2 separate regions of the Homo sapiens genome follow, and region 2 is linked to region 1. Evidence: chromatin loops called from intact Hi-C (ENCODE). Cell type or tissue: dorsolateral prefrontal cortex. All regions are shown on one strand.

Region 1 (8,000 bases):
ACCTTTTATCAGGGCAGAGATGGTGAAGCAATTAGATTGTTTCTTCATTCTCTTTTGGTTGGGCAATGTAGAAAGCAACTGTGGCAGTGGTAACAGGCCATTTATACAACTTCATAGGCCACCTGTGGTCAAGCCAAATCAGTATTCACTGAAAAAAGGAATTAATTATTCTTTACAAAATCATCGTCCCTTAAATTTTAAGGAACTTTGCTCAAGAGTTACTAGCACTTGTAGTCTAGGTATATTTTTGAAGCATATGACAATTGTGTGGATGAAAGAGTGATAGTGTGCTTGTAGACAATAGAATCTTTGGAGTTGGAAAGTGTGGTGCCATTCATTCTGGTGACAGGATTCTGGGTGTGTTCTCTGAAGCTGCTCCATAGTGTTAGTCATGTGTAGGTAAATAATAAAAATGGCAAACCCATTCAGTGCTTACTATGTGCCCTAAGTGTTAACTTGTCATATATTCACAGTGACCACCATGATGTAGGTAACATTATTATCCCCATTATACCTGTGAAGAAACTAAAGACATGGCGAGGTTTAGAAACTTGTCCAAGGTCACATAATCAGCATTACTTAGTGTCTTGCATGTGACAGGCACTAGTACCTCAGATCAGCATGCTGAAGCATTGTACTATAAGCACCTTGCAGATTTTAACTTCAAGCCTTACCACAATCCTGAGATGTATCAATATGTCCATTAATCAGATGAGGAAACTGAGGCTCATTTTAAGAGACCATACAATACCTAAGAGAGAAGTGCCAGGTGGGAAGAAGCAATGTGTAAGTGGCACCTGTTCTTTCTACCCTGAGTTACCTTTTCCTCTGCTCCTTGCTCTTCACAGCCCTCCATAATATGATTGTTCTACCCTTTAAAAGTCTGGTCCAAAGATAGATTTAGACACCATCAAGAAACACTTTTCTACGGCTCAGGCAAGAAGAGGAGTTCACGTCTCTAGAGTCAGACAGAAATTGTTGAATCCCAACTCTGCCACTTATTGGTGGTTTGACTTTAGGAAGGTTTCTTAATTTCTCAAGGCCTCATTTTCCCCAACTGTAAAGTGAAGATTACAGTGATATGTCATAGAGTTACAGTGAGGATTAAATAAAATCATTTTAATAAAGCACTTAACAAAGTGCTTGGTATATTTCAAGTACTCATTAAATAGCAACAGTAATAACAATAACAGAAAGGATGTTGTTTTTAAGGGAATTCATCACCAGATCAGTATCAAACTGTGCTCCATGAATCAGTAGTTTCTTGAAATAATAATGGAACTGTCTAAAAAGGAGAAAGAGGGTCATAAAGCAAAATAAAAGTAGAAAACTCTGGTTTAAACAAAATTAAACAAGATTTTTATTGTAGAACTCTTATAAGCCTTTAATAGCCAATATATTGGTAGAGCTATAAGAGGGCAATAGAGAAGGCAAGACTTCCTAATCCATTTGAATAGTTCTATTTTTCTGGGGGGTCCATTAAGTCCTGGGGACTCTTTGGGAATCCCTCTACTGGACAAAATCCTGAGTATCCATTACATTTTTCCGAGAAGTAGGGAATTCTATTATGCTTCCCCATCAGAGATTTTGAAATAGAGATGAAAATAGTATATTCTATCATTTTCAAATTTGTGTAACATCCCATGTGCTTAAAAAATACTCCTAGGGCTTTAGGAAAAGTGGGGTTGATTCCAGTAATAATTAATATTAACTAAAATAGACCCACAAACTATCAAAAACCACAAGTTTAATAACATGAAACATGTATGTAGCAGTACTGAACCACTACCCAACCCTCTCCTCAACCTGGAACGTTCTTCTCTACTCTGACCGTTCCAACCCTGCTTACCTGGTTAACTCCTAGGCATTCTCCAGGCTCACTGCAGATGCCATCTCTGCCAGCAAGTCTGTTCTGTATAAGATGCCCCGTAGCCCATGTATTTGCCCCGTCACAGCACCACACCAAAATGGCAACACGTTGATGGCAGAAACAATGTCCTCTTCACTATTGAGTCCCAGGGACTCACATAGCACATGGCACAGGATCAGTGCCAAATAGACTTTAGTGAGCTGAATCTCAGCACAAAGGGCAAAGCTAGAGTTGGAGATGGGAAGAGAGAATCCTACATGGGGGAAAAAAAAGGGAGAGGCTCTGGGGAGCAGAGGCCTGATGGATAACACATGCAGGATGGGCTTCAGGTTGCAAAGTTGGTAATAGCAGCGAATATCCTCGTAACCCTGGGGAATCAATAAGGAAGGGGCCCTTGAGGGTGCCAAATAGAGGGTCTCAACTTTGCTTTGCACCACCTTTTTTAACCTCAGCTGTTTCTATGTAATCAGTTAGTATGTGCAGGAATTTTTGTCCTACACAAGTGCATTTATTTGCATATCGCTAGAAACAACACTAGTGAAAGTCAACAATGCTTTGCATAATTTATGTTTCTTTAGAAAATATGAGCTGGGTGTGATGGCTTATGCCTGTAATCCTAGCACTTTGGGAGGCCAAGGCAGGAAGATCACTTGAGGCCGAGAGTTCAACACTCAGCAACATAGTGAGACCTTGTCTCAAGAAATAAATGAATAAATAAATAAAAATAAAATAAATATAAAAGAACAATGTGGTTGACTGTGTCTTAAGGGCAGCTCCCAGATGATCCCTTAGTAGAAGTATGACTGGACATTCTTTACAGTAGACTGGGTATAGAGAGGTTACTGGAGCCTGGAAAGATTTCTCAGGGTGCCCTAAGGTAAGCTCACAGCCTGAACCCTGAGGAACGTTTAATAGTGAAGCTCACTGCCTTTCTCCTTATCAGCCTTCTCAAGTCTTTATCTTGGTTAACCTCAACACCATCCACTTAGATTTCTAAGCTGGAGATCTCAGAACCATCCTTGCTTCCCTCCTCTTCCAAACCAAGCATTCAAAGAGTCACCAAGTACAACTGATTCTATTTAAGTTCAATGTGGCATTTTGTTTTGTTACTAAATTCTTAAATACATGCATCCTCATAGAAAAAATTGATAGATGAAAAGATAAAGCAGCAGGAGAAAAGTCACTCTCAATTCCATTGTTAATATTTTCTAGTATTCATGAAATTTTCTATCAAGTTCTGTATATAACTTTGACTATAGATTTTTTAAATTTGTTTTTTTAATCTATTCTTGACTCTCCTGCTCTCCTTCATTTATTGAAACTGATTTTAAGACCTTTCCTCATCTGAAACAAAGTATTTCCTGTCCCTAAAGACAGAAGAGTAATGAAAACAAGCGTGAACCCTGCTTTCATGGGGCCCACAAGGAATGTATGTAAATCTTTCCTTCCCTTCTTTAACACAAGGAGTCTCATACAGCTCATACTCTTTATTCCTCATAACATTATATTTGGAAATCATTTTATATCAATTCCTCATTCCTATTTCCTTGTATCCTAGCATCATAATATAACCAGCCCTACTGATGGATATTGATGGGTATTTAAGGTGCTTCCAATCTTTTGCTATTGCAAACAGTACTACAGTAAACAACCTTATACATAAGCCATTTCATGCATGCAGGACCAGAGCTATAGGATAAACCCCTGAGAGTAGGGCTTGGGGAGAAATTGCCAAATTGCCCTCCACAGAGTTTTACCAAATAACATTCCATCAGCAATGTATAAGAGTGCCAGCTTCCCCACCACCTTGGAACACTTTTATTCTCTTCTTAGAACTACTTGGTGGCCTGGAGAAATCTCGTAGCTGATCAAACTGAAGGAGCAGGAATGTGAAGTGGAAGGATTCTCCCCTCTCCCAGGCCACCGAGAAACTTGTCTTAATGGAGGTCTGGGTTTATTTTTTAAGAGCCTTTATTCCTTATAGAAGAAAGAAGAAGGAGAAAAAAACAGAAAAACCTACAATGCTACTATGTGAGTGCCACAAAGAGGAACAGATTTCTGTCCCATGTTTCCAACGAAACCAACCACTTAAAAAGATACAGGGCGCCATTCAGGGTTGTTGGAGCAGTAGAAGAACACGTAGCTGATCTGCAATCAAATGGCCACTCGGGAGAGCAACCTGTGTGCTTTTACCCACAGAGCAGCCAGTTTCAACTGGAACTTATGCAGGGCCCGTTTGCAGACTTCTTTGTGCGGTGGTTCATTCCCCATCTTAGAGGCTGGGGCAGGTTAGGAGAGAGCGCCCATGTTGTACAACAGTATATCTGAGCTGCCCTTTATGCCTACCTATTTCTTTCCCTGCTTTCACCCCTTTGTGTGTTTTTAATGGGGATAAGTGTGAGCTATACTGGAGCGCAATCACATTGTGGTCTTAAAAGGGTCTCTGATGATAGAAAATATGTCAATTTATTATTTCCCTCAGGACAGAGAAAAAAGTACAAAGGTTCAATGGATGATGAAGATAATACTTGTGCACTGTATAGCATTTTCCAACAAAGGATTTTAAGGTGATTTTCCTTTAAAAAATATTTTATATTTTAGTCCCATTTTGTAGGTGGGGAGACAAGAAGATTTCGTAGTGACTAAAATGTCCTAGTGGTGGGACCCTGCATAGAGTCAGCATCTCTATGATCCTTCCGGGCTCTTTTCACTCCCTCTAGTGGAATTTGGTTCTTCACATCAGAGTTTTGACAGCAATAGCAAGCACTGTGCTATTGTGTGCGATCTTTTGGGTACCAGAGCCAGTTTCATCAAATCTTCAACCTGATGGCTCTATCTGTGATCAGAGCTATCTCATGTACCTACAGTTGCAGTTTCTTTAAATAACAATTAGCGCAGGAGATCCTGGGCTGCTCTTGAATGCAGGGAGTATGCTGGTGAAACTCAGCAAGGAGGTGGTCACTTGTTTTTTTGTCACGCAGGGTCTTTCATAATGAATCAACAAAGCATTGACAATAGTTTTCTTGTAAACTGAACAAACCTTATAAATGGTGTGTGGTCTCCCCTCCCCCATGAATTAGTTCCTTTGTCCTGAAATGTGTGGTTAGCCCAGATATTCATTCCGCTCTGCTGGGAGAGTGGCAGAGTCTAGGGAGGCACCCAGAATGTGCAAGACAAGTCGACATTTTACATTTTGGTCTTCTTTATCAGAGCTGGAAATATTTCATTTGTACCTTGACAAATCAGGAAAAAAAAAAAAAGCATGGGTGGACAGCATAGAAAACTTTCCCAAGTATCTGAGTGATCAATTTTAGGACATGAATGTGATAGCTGCTTCCTCTTTTTTATGTGTACAATGATGAAAGGAAATTAAGACTGTAGAAACAGTTTTTAAAGTGCTTTGTATGGCTGCTTGAAATTCATTATATGATTGCCTGTTTTTTAAAAACCTAAATAAGGAGGGCTAAAGTACTTAGGAGAAAACTAATTGCTTTAAGCTTTTCCTCCTCAGTGTATGCTATTCTCTGCTGTTATATAATCTTGGATATTGAGCAACTGAATGAAAGAAACAGTGTCTTACTTAAAGTAAATGGACAAACATCATTTACTGCTGGCGTTTTTGGCTCTTGGGGTGGGGGTGGGGAAGATATCTCATAGTGAAGTTCACCATAGCTTAGAGTTCATAAAATCAACCTTATTGTCAAAACACTGAAATAAAAATTCACAGAATTGAAAGGAGCAAATCTATGTGGAGGCAGGTTTTTAAAATCTTGAAATGTTCAAGTTTTGCTTCTTGTCTTTACAAAAAGGCAAATTATGATGGCATAATTTTTGACATGTTGTTACCAGAGAGATTGTGTGTTGGAATGTATATTAGATTAAATTGATAGATGGTTGTGTGAAAAGAACTGCAATATTCAAACTTGACTGTATGCATAAAATTATTTACAGAACTATACCACATTAATACCATCTTATTTCATTTCAGATATAATTTTACTTAATGGTAATTTTTATAAAGGATATGAATGTGTTTTTCTTTTTTAAAAAAGAATTGCCAAAATCATTGCCAACACATGAAAACAAGTCAATGATTAAGATCACATAAACCCATGTCATATGTATATTCAATCCAGAATTGTTTTAGGGTCATTGTAGCCATAGAGTTTTCAAATAAATTATTTGAATATAAAAGTAGATTATGTATTTCCCCTGTGGCTGGCCAAATGTCTTTTCAACAAAGGGTAAAATAAGAAGGCTATTTTTTGTGTAAAAGAGTGATCTTTTTAGTCATGCTTGGCTGCCTTTTCAGGACTGTCTCCATTTATAATGAGATATTCTTGAACTCATTTGAACCAGAAAGTTTAGTAAATTTGTGGTACATTTTTACATAAAATATCATAATTTGTTTTAAAGGATCAGGTCTAGAGCAAAGAGAAAGTATATGAATGATTGTTTTGATTTTTAGACTATAATTTTGAGCTGACATCTACATTGGACAATGTCTGGAATATTGAAAAAATATATTTATTTGGTTACTATTTCATACTTCTTGGCAGTTCTAATTTCATCTTATTGTCTACTTAAAAGTGTGCTTGCTATTCAAATCTCAGTTGAAGCTGTCATAAAGACTATCATTACAATAGTTTCTATAGTTTTCAGAGTTCTTGGCATTGAAAGGTGATGATGGCCCTTCCAGAATAATAAGAAAAAGTATTTTATATAAATTTTATGGCTCTGCTTTGAAGTAAATTTGACTTATATGCAAATTTGCTAATATTAACTTTTTTCTTTTCCTATTAACATAGTTAGTAAAAAAAATAATCCTAAGGCTGGAAATGCACGGGCATATGCTTACACACATGTAGTGGTGAAAGAAATCTTTTTGAAAACTGAAAGTAAATTTTGACGTGATCATTAACATATAAAAACATGTTTGTGTTATTCTCTAGTGTTTTAACATTCTCTACACTTAACTATTTTTCTAATATACCTGAAGATCTTTTTTAAAAAATTTTAGTTATATTTTTTGCAGTTACAAGCAGAAAAATCAGTTAATAGATTTTTAATCTGATATCAAAAATCAACTCCATATAGTACTTATTTCCAATCTTATTTCTCTAATTGTACTTTGAAATGGATACATTATTTGTTTTACATTTGTACTTCCCTTGAACCTCCTATTTTCTTTTAACTACTCTACAACAAATGCCATTTTTTTTTCTATTCTTTTCCCTTTATCTGATTTTTACAGCAAATGATGTGTCATGTCTCTCCTGAAATTGACCATTCTTTTCAGAAAAGATTTTTTCTTTTTTGGCCTATGGTGCTACACTGAAAAAGTCACCCAGCTAAAATGAGTTACTTCATTTCCAAATAAAAACAATAGTGTTTTCATGCCTGCACTTATTATTATTCTGAGAATGTACTAATTTGTTACATCCAAGATGACGGTTCGTTGGGTCCGTGAAAAGGGCAGTGTGCCAACTACAGCAGGGAAGTAAAAGGACTTCTTTCATGGGAAGTAGTGGGACAGAAAGTAGCCCGCAGTTCTTGTGGGCATCAGGAGGCACGCTGCCAATGGAGTCATCCCAGTATCAAGATTTCCTGTGTTGGGTTCTGAATCAAGCTAAAACTATGATTTCACTAATGTCGGCCTGGGCGGTCAAATTTTCAAACTCGCTATTACGCTAAGGAACAACTGATAGATGTTTTATCCCCATAGGCACTGGCTGATGCGAAACAAGGATTTTGAATGTGTACAGTGCATTATTACTTTTGGTATTAAGCTTAAATAATTGTCTACTTACCCTGAGCTGGTAATAGCAAAATACAAGCAAAGGAGGACATTTTTACAAAGTAAAACTGCAAAACAGATTTATCTATATTACTATGGATTTTTTTTATTGTTGTTCTTCTCCCCTATTAAATTTGAATGATAATGAAGTTTGATTCTATACTTTTATTCGGCTCTAAACCAGGGTGGTCTCATAATTTTGTTTTACATGCATGACATTGCTTAAGGTCATTAGTTGTAAATCGTAGTACAAAAAGGCTGAAAATATATTCAGCACTTTGTAGTTTCCGAATACACATTTAAGAGCTGCTATGAAAAGTCGAGACCTACATG
Region 2 (8,000 bases), 160 kb after region 1:
TTTAGAGATCAACTATAGATATAAATGTGATATTTCATGAATGTCACCTGGGATATTTGAATAATAATATCACTGACAAATATTGCAAAGGTAATGGGAAAGATTATGAATCATTTTTAAGTGAATAAAATTTAGCATCATCTTTATGCCAAGTATGTGAAAATATATAATATTTCAGGTATATGTATCTACATAATATGTGCATCTTCATTCAGTATCTGTTTCCCACAGTATATCTTGTTTCCACAAAGAAATTATCTACTTCTGCTGGGCGGAATCTCGTCTCATATTTCTCATGCATTCTACAGAGCCTACCGTGTAAAAAACATAAAGTTGGTACTTAATAAAAACTTATTTGATTAAATAACTGAGGTCAGAAATAGCAGAAAACTAGCCCATCTTAGATGGAGTCATTAGTGAATAAGAATTATTTATTCCTAATAATATTGATGAAGTGGCAAAAGTTTTACTGTGCCAAGTAATTCTAGACAATAAAACTATAGTTCATTTTTTTTTTAATATTCAGTAGAACAAATTTTATGGACCTGAAACATCAAGGGAAATAGGGAAAAATCACCCTTCTCATCTACTCAGGTTTGCGTAGGTTTATTTTTTTTTTCTTTTTTCACTTTAAAAGTGTGATCTTAGGCTGGGCCTGGTGCCTCATGCCTGCAATCCCAGCACTTTGGGAGACCAAGGTGGGCAGATCACGAGGTCAGGAGTTCGAGACCAGCCTGACCAAGATAGTGAAACCCCATCTCTACTAAAAATACAAAAATTAGCCGTGCGTGGTGGCAGGTGCCTATAATCCCAGCTACTCGGGAGGCTGAGGCAGAGAATTGCTTGAACCTGGGAGGCGGAGGTTGCAGTGAGCCGAGATCACACCATTGCTTTCCAGCCTGGGCTACAGGGTGAAAATCCATCTCAAAAAAAAAAAAAAAGTGATCTTAAAGTTGGAGTGGGAGAATAAGACAGTAAATCAGCCCAATCTTTTATAGCAGCATATTCACTTCACTTAGAAAAAATAACTTTAATTGCACAGGGATAGAAAGAAAGATATTTGAATACCTTTCCTTGACAAGATTCAGAGCTTTCATGTAAGAATAAAATATACATTTACAGTAAATTTAGATTTGGGGTAGAATTTAAACTCTTGTCCATCAACATGTAATGAATGAATGTGACGCTTGCATAATAGCATTTTTTGGAGCACTGTTAGAGCAAGGGAGTCTTCGCAATGCTAAAGAAAAAAGGAAGTTAAAAAATTTAAGGATGTTTCACTTTCAATAAAAAAAATCCTAGTTGAAATAAGTTGGCAACTCCATGTTCAGAATCTATATTGTTTCTCTAATGTTCAGGAATGGTTAAGGCAGGAAAGAGAATCTCAAGGTCACCAGGAATAGTCCTTAGAGTATTCTTATAGGGCTTATCTGTGCTCACATGCCTAATTTTTTTCCAAGTGCAAAAGAATGGCCACTTGCTTGAGACAGGCCCAGTGCCATCCTTTATTCAAGTTCCTTTATACTCCTCTTTTTAAAGAAGCTGTCAAGTTCTTTTTTTGCAGTTGACAGGAAAGGCCAAATCTGTGGTACAGGAAAGGAGGCGCAAAAAAGAAACTTTTTTGTGTTGATGTTTTACTAAGTGAGCTAAGGAGAATTTTAGAATCATGCAATTTACTCTGGAGGCATTTACTGTACATAGCTATAGTGATGGTAATTTCTTTCATTGTTGAAGTGAAAAGATAACCATCAATCAGTTGTCAATTGGTCAATTGCAGAAGTGATGAAAAGAAACTGGTAGGAACAATCACTTCTGTGGCTACCTAGACCATTTGGAGGCATAAGAAAAGTATGGGAACTGGATTGCATTTTAAAAAGGGATTGGACCAGATTTTCAAAAAGGTTAATAGGCATAACTTCTTTGTAAAGGATGGCTTTGCAGTTATGCATAATCAGGAAATGCATTTTAAAAATGAAAAATTTTAAAGACAATGAAAAGTTTAAAAGTAAAAATTATTTATTTAATTAGATCAGGTAAATAAGCCCAGAAGACCTTGAATTTCAGTGTGTTCCTAATGGAGGAATAAATATAGTTTACTAATAACCCAACACATGTATTTAAAACAAATTAATGAAAATTACTTTGCACTCATGCCTTAGGTTCTAATCTTGGACACTTTGAAATAAATAACTTTCCAAGTATTTATTATGAGAAATAGAACATACAAGCTAATTGTGAACACTGTTTTTAAGCAAATATTTACAGATAATTTAATTTTTTTGAACCTATGGAAGTTTATATAAAGGTTAAGATAAGAGCAATTTAAAAAATCATTAACTTGCATAAAAGGCAAATGGCACACTTAGGGACTTAGTGCTGTAAGCAAGATTTCATTTTAATTTATCCTATTTTCCTAAGAATGGCAATGTTATTGATTTATTCTGAGAGAGTTCCCCACACACATAGTGATTTTTTTTTTTTTTTTACCGTGGTAGGTAATAAAAAGGATTACAGGCCCCCAGAAGGATGAGATATCATCAGTTTGTAATCCAGCCCATGGTTTCCTAGATACCGTATTGTCTATTCTGTTCCGCTATGTGAAAAATGTTGAATATCAACAATGGGTTTCAGTGCTGTATTGTTGAGTTTTGTATGAACTAATCTAGCTTCTCTAAAAAAAAAAAAAAAAAAAAAAAAAAGAAAGAAAAGAAAGAAAGAAAAGAAAGAAAGAAAGAAAAAAAAAGAAAAGAAAAAAAAGAGAACCACAGCTTTGGACAAAAGTCTATAGCCAGTGCATTTGAAAACTCCCCTTGCACCAGGGCTGACTGTAGCTGGGGGAAGACATTTTACTCATTTGCTCTTTCCTTTCATACAGTCAGCTGGTCCCTCTTCTCAGGTGTAGATCACCTATTATAATTTTACCTAATTTTGATACTCTGATAAGGAAAGTCCCAGGACTTATCAGCTGGGATAGGCCTCACTTACAAGACAGCTCTGTTCAGTATTTGGAAGGTAAGCTATTTGCACAACTTCTCTGCTGTAGTGTACTGGCCTAGCTCTAAAACTTTGCAGTACATCACTTATTTTTAACTTTCACTTTTTTTCTCTTTTCTTCTTTTGGAGAAAGAAAGCCTGACAGGTTTCTTCGGAAAAGTGGCCATCCATGGAATGAATGAAATGTTCTCTTTCTATTCCAGTAAGTAATTGACTTGTAACTAAAAATTGAACTAGCTGCTATGTCAGCTGCAATGTGAGCTGCTGCTGGCACAGGTGTTGCTTACTCTTTAGCCTGGAAAGAAAAGGGGTTTAAACTGTGATTAAATTTCAAGTCAATTGACCTCAACATGATAGTACATAATTCTCACTTGCCTACCAAATGGCCTGAGTTCTCATTTTGACCCTGATTCTGACACCTGCGTTTTTAATGTTTGGTGTAGCTAAAGCTATGGTTGCTCTTTTGTTTAGAAATAAAGTGGGTAGAGAACAGTTCTAAGTAAATAACAAATGGTAGCCAGCCGAATGAGTCTTTAATACAGCGCTCAACGTGTTCGATTTTTTTAATGCATTAACTCTGAGTTCATGTAAATTATTATTCAATCTTTTCTTTTTAAACAGTATGGATTTATGGGTAACAATTTACTAACTATGGATACACAGTAAATCCAAATCAGTGAATTACAAATAAGGAAAGGATGTGAGAATTTTGATGTTAAGTGCTTTCAAATTAACTTTGATTATGTAACATATCATAGGCGAAATATGCCTTGCACTTCAATTATTTTTGAGCCCTAGGAATGAAATAGCAGCATTGTTTTTCTTCCTTAGTATAAATAGAACAAAAGTCTCCTTAACTTAAGCAAGATGACCGTATTTGAGTTTGGGAGACAAACCTTTATCTTTTCCCAAAAGCAAAATAAAAATCATCTAAAATTTAGTGACATCTAAAATTACAATTTACACTTAAGGCTATTCTCCATTCATTTTTTGTAAAATGGTTGCATGCTAAGGATTGATCTGTAAGATGAGAGCACCCATGGATTGTTGTTTTTTCCTCCTAACTTCCTTTCTAACCTGGGAATTAGGAGAACTTGCTGATGATGCTTGCTTAACCCTGCTTTTAGTGCCAGGCTGTAACTAGCTCTCTGTGAAACCATTTCTGATCCTCTGCTTGCAGTGGTGAGCCTGAATTTTTCCCCCTCCTGGCCCATCACTGTCAGTCAATTATAAGATTGAACTGAACCAGAAAATCTGGTACAGTCTGGTAATTACTACAAAGGGTTTCCAGTCTAGTGTAAAGACAGAGATGCAAGAGCCCCAGCAGTCTCAGAAATCGTTTTGATTGGCCATGGACATTGCCTTTTAGTGCTGCTTGGTGACTTCCTAAAGATATTGCCTCCTACCCTACAGGTCTTCTCCTTCAAGTACATTATGGGCCTTTTTTAAAAGTCGTGCGTGTGTGTGTGTGTGTGTGTGTGTGTGTGTGTGTGTGTTCATGTGTGTTCGTGTGTGTGTGTTTCTTTTTTTAGATTCAACTTCTCCCATTTTTAGTCTGTCATTTTTGCCTATCAAACAGACACATTTTGACTTGCCCAACAAAGAACCAAGTTATCAACACTCACAGAAACTGACATTTTTAATTCAGGCTTCATTATGTCTTTGAATTATGACAGTGACATACAAAGACATTTTAAGGGTTTTTCATTGTTTTTTAAAAATCCAGCATTGGGATGTTTATCTTTCTTTAGTATTCATATTTCCCTTTCTACCTTTATTCTCAGTAATATATAATTAGCATTATCAAAACCATCAGCTATTATCCTTTCTGACTTTTGACCTTTATTTTTTAAATAAGCCTCAAGCTAACATTCTCCAGAATAAGAAAAATTCCCTAACAGATTTTAATGAAATATTTTAGGATTATTTTAAAACATGAATCCCTTTTAAACATCAACACTACATGACTAGACAAGTAATGGGTCTTACGATAAAACAATAGCAACAAAATAAATTTGATGAAAAATTATTTTGTAAATCTAACTTGCATTTGATGGTAAGTGCGATTTTATAGTGTGTATTTCATCAGACATTTTAAACCATTACTTTGGAGTTCTTTGCTTATTATGAAAGGTTGTTTGGGGTAAATTCTTATTTTTTACAGAAGCAAACATTCTTTTTGATTATAGATTACAACGACTCATTAGTCATATCAGATATAGTGAAAGTGTTTGGTAATTTGTCGATATAACAAGTGCCTATCCCAAAAGATAGATTATGTCTATCTTATTTTTTTTAATTTGCTTTAAGGACAAGTTTAATGTCTGACACCCTGCACAAAATTGCAAAAGCAGCAGTGCCCAAAAGAAAAACAATCAAAAGAAAGCACAGGGTTTTCATCTCCAAGAATGCTATCTTTAGGACAATCTGCATCATGAATTTAGTTGTGATGTGTGTTGTGAATCTTCTAAAGGATCCTTTATTTATCTACACCTTAATGTAGCTTTAAATATCTGCTTTATTTCTATGTATAATCTTAACAAAAGTAGTTACATTACCATGCCTGGTACTGATTTTTACATCTGACTTTTTGCTGTTACATTTCAAGAAGGTTAATATTGCTTTTGTAACCCTGTCATGAGTAATGCATTTTCCCAGTAAACATGTCATAATGTTAAAGGCTGTTCAAGAAGCAGTGTTTCTGTTGAAACAGTTTTGTATTTATTTCTCTATTGTTTATTATCCATAATATAGTGTAAGGCTTTGAAAAGAACACGCATATTTATGTAATTAACACTTTTTGTTATTAGGAAAGCCTTCCCATTAAAAACTAAGAGAGTCTAAGAAAACTATATAAATGGGCAACTTTTCAGGAAAAATATTTGCATTCGATTTTAATTTGCCATCAAGCTTATATGTTAAAATGTATACATAAAGTGACTGAGGGAAGGGTACTTTCTGGTGTTTTTTTTCTTATTTTTTAATCTAAAATATATGTTGAAATTCAAAAGGTGTTCACCACATGCAGTGTGGCAGCGTTCAATATTCTTTAACAGCTGTATACTGTGTGGGTCTGTATGAAGTTACAGGGGCTCACAAGCTTTATAACGGACACAAACATTCTTTTCTATTTCAGTCTTAACTCCTAGAAGCAGGAGTAAGACTTGGAAAGAACCAAGCAGCCTCCTGCCCCACTGAGACCAGAGTACCTCTGCTATTATCTGCTGTGTATATTAGAGTTCCATTAAGATTTACTCATGAAAATCCCATGCTAGAAAGAAAAAGTGAAACATTACTGACTGAGGCTATCTTATAGAAAAGGAAAGCAGGGTTTACTCAAGGTTGTACACTGAGTGAGTGACAGTGTCAATTTTATCACCCAGTTTCTTGTCTCCTGGTCCCAGGCTTACTCTCCTAACCAGACACAGTCATGGCTCTGTATGTCCAGGCCTCCTAAACTATATTGCTAAAAGCTCACACCAAGAGATTCACAGCCATATGTTTAAAATCAGGATGCTTCCTGAAGATATAGTATCTAGGTGGTAAATGGAATTTTTTAACATTATAGACCAAAATCAAGCCCTTTATTTGGCAATATTATTCATTCTGGCTGCATTGTTGTAGCTGTTAGGTAAAAGATTGATTCCTCTTACTTCTTAGTAAAGTAATATTTTGGAGGTTTCTTAATGGTATTTCTAATTGTGGTAAAAAAATAAAATTTACTACCCTCACCATTTTTAACGGTATAGTTCAGTAATGTTAACTTAAGTGGTATTTTTTACAGTAGAAAAATAATTAGTACTTAAATCCAAAAGAAAGAAATTTTTTTTAAAAAACTGAATTAAGATGCTAATTTTTCAAAACATGTTTTATGGAATACCATCCCTATAAGCTATGCCAGCTAAAAAAAAAATAACACGGTCAAATAATTTATGTCCTTCTCTAAGAAATTCACAATGAAAATTTGTACTTGAAAAACTCTGGTAAATCATAAAGATCTCTTTGAACCTTGTATAATATAGTGTATCCCAAACTATTTTTCCATAGGTTTCCCCCAACCTATTTTGCCAAAAAGTCTATTTTTATTCTTCAGAGCTAATATTTTTAACACATTTTAGGAAATTTTCCTCTAATCCAACCTTTGCAGATTAAAAAAGATCTATAAAGTGATGTTTATACTATTTATGTTCACTGGCTCTGTGTTTACAAATCTTTTATCTTTATCTTATGGTAGTAAATCTCATTAATTCAATCACTCAACAAATATTTAGGCATGGGCTAAGTGCTGGGAATACAGTAATGAGTAAATCAGTCAGAACCCCTGACCTTACAGAGTTTACAGTCTGGGAAAGAAGTCACTGAAAGTGCTCTAATGTGAAAGTCAGAAGAAGGGAAGAAAGAAAAGAAGAAAGCAAGAAAGGGAGGAAACAAAAAAGGAGGGAGGGAGGGATGGAGGGAAGGAAGGAAGGAAGGGAGGGAGGAAGGGAGGGAGGGAGAGAGGGAAAAGGAAAGAAAGGAATGAATGAATACAGGAAGCACAAGCAATATTAGCTGTTTCTAACACTTATAGCTTATCTGGCTATGTTTTTTGTTGTTGTTTTTCCTCATTCTGAAATGAGAGAAGAGGGAAAGGGGGAAAAACTCCATCAGTTCAGTGGTCTGGTCTTTGAATAGAGATAGAAATAATATTTCTTTGAAAGCTACGTATGTATCAGCAATTGATTCTATGATAGTTCTCTAGCAATTCAAAGATGGGCTTCTATTGCTTAGAAGGGAAGGAGATAGAAAGAGAAGGAGAGAAGAAAAGGAGAGGAAAGGAGGAAGGAAAAAAGAAAAGAAAATGCATTTTCTGGTCTTCCCTCCTATTGTGGCATCTTAGCTGTTGATGTTACCTTCCATATAAGAAGATTCCTTTCAAGCGTCAGCAGAAGACCTTATTTGATGGTAACCATGGGTCCTACCTCTGTCAGGACATATTGCTTCTGACTATCTATCCATCCTTCTCT

The links. A loop is a pair of places that touch in the nucleus more often than their neighbours do. Peaks named below come from ENCODE experiments on the same cell type or tissue, not always from the same donor. Only the 100,000 strongest peaks of a DNase experiment are listed, where the experiment ranks them.
Region 2: it touches region 1 in a loop (7-fold over the local background); 2 of 110 quality-filtered maps call a loop at or near these places.

What each region holds. Positions count from the first base shown.
Region 1 is chr3:181,449,982-181,457,981 of GRCh38, forward strand. The region is part of intron 3 of SOX2-OT (SOX2 overlapping transcript); the gene reads left to right. Among named protein-coding and RNA genes, the nearest start is that of SOX2, 260 kb to the right of the region's middle. RefSeq lists an enhancer at 4,518-5,019. In dorsolateral prefrontal cortex, a CTCF peak has its summit at 4,549; DNase peaks (open chromatin) are centred at 4,980 and 7,400; H3K4me3 peaks cover 3,231 bases; H3K27ac peaks cover 5,091 bases.
Region 2 is chr3:181,607,734-181,615,733 of GRCh38, forward strand. It overlaps SOX2-OT (SOX2 overlapping transcript), which reads left to right. Exons shown (of 7, transcript NR_075092.1): 5 at 3,128-3,196. Among named protein-coding and RNA genes, the nearest start is that of SOX2, 100 kb to the right of the region's middle. In dorsolateral prefrontal cortex, no CTCF peak of the experiment used is centred here; no DNase peak of the experiment used is centred here; H3K4me3 peaks cover 6,792 bases; H3K27ac peaks cover 6,891 bases.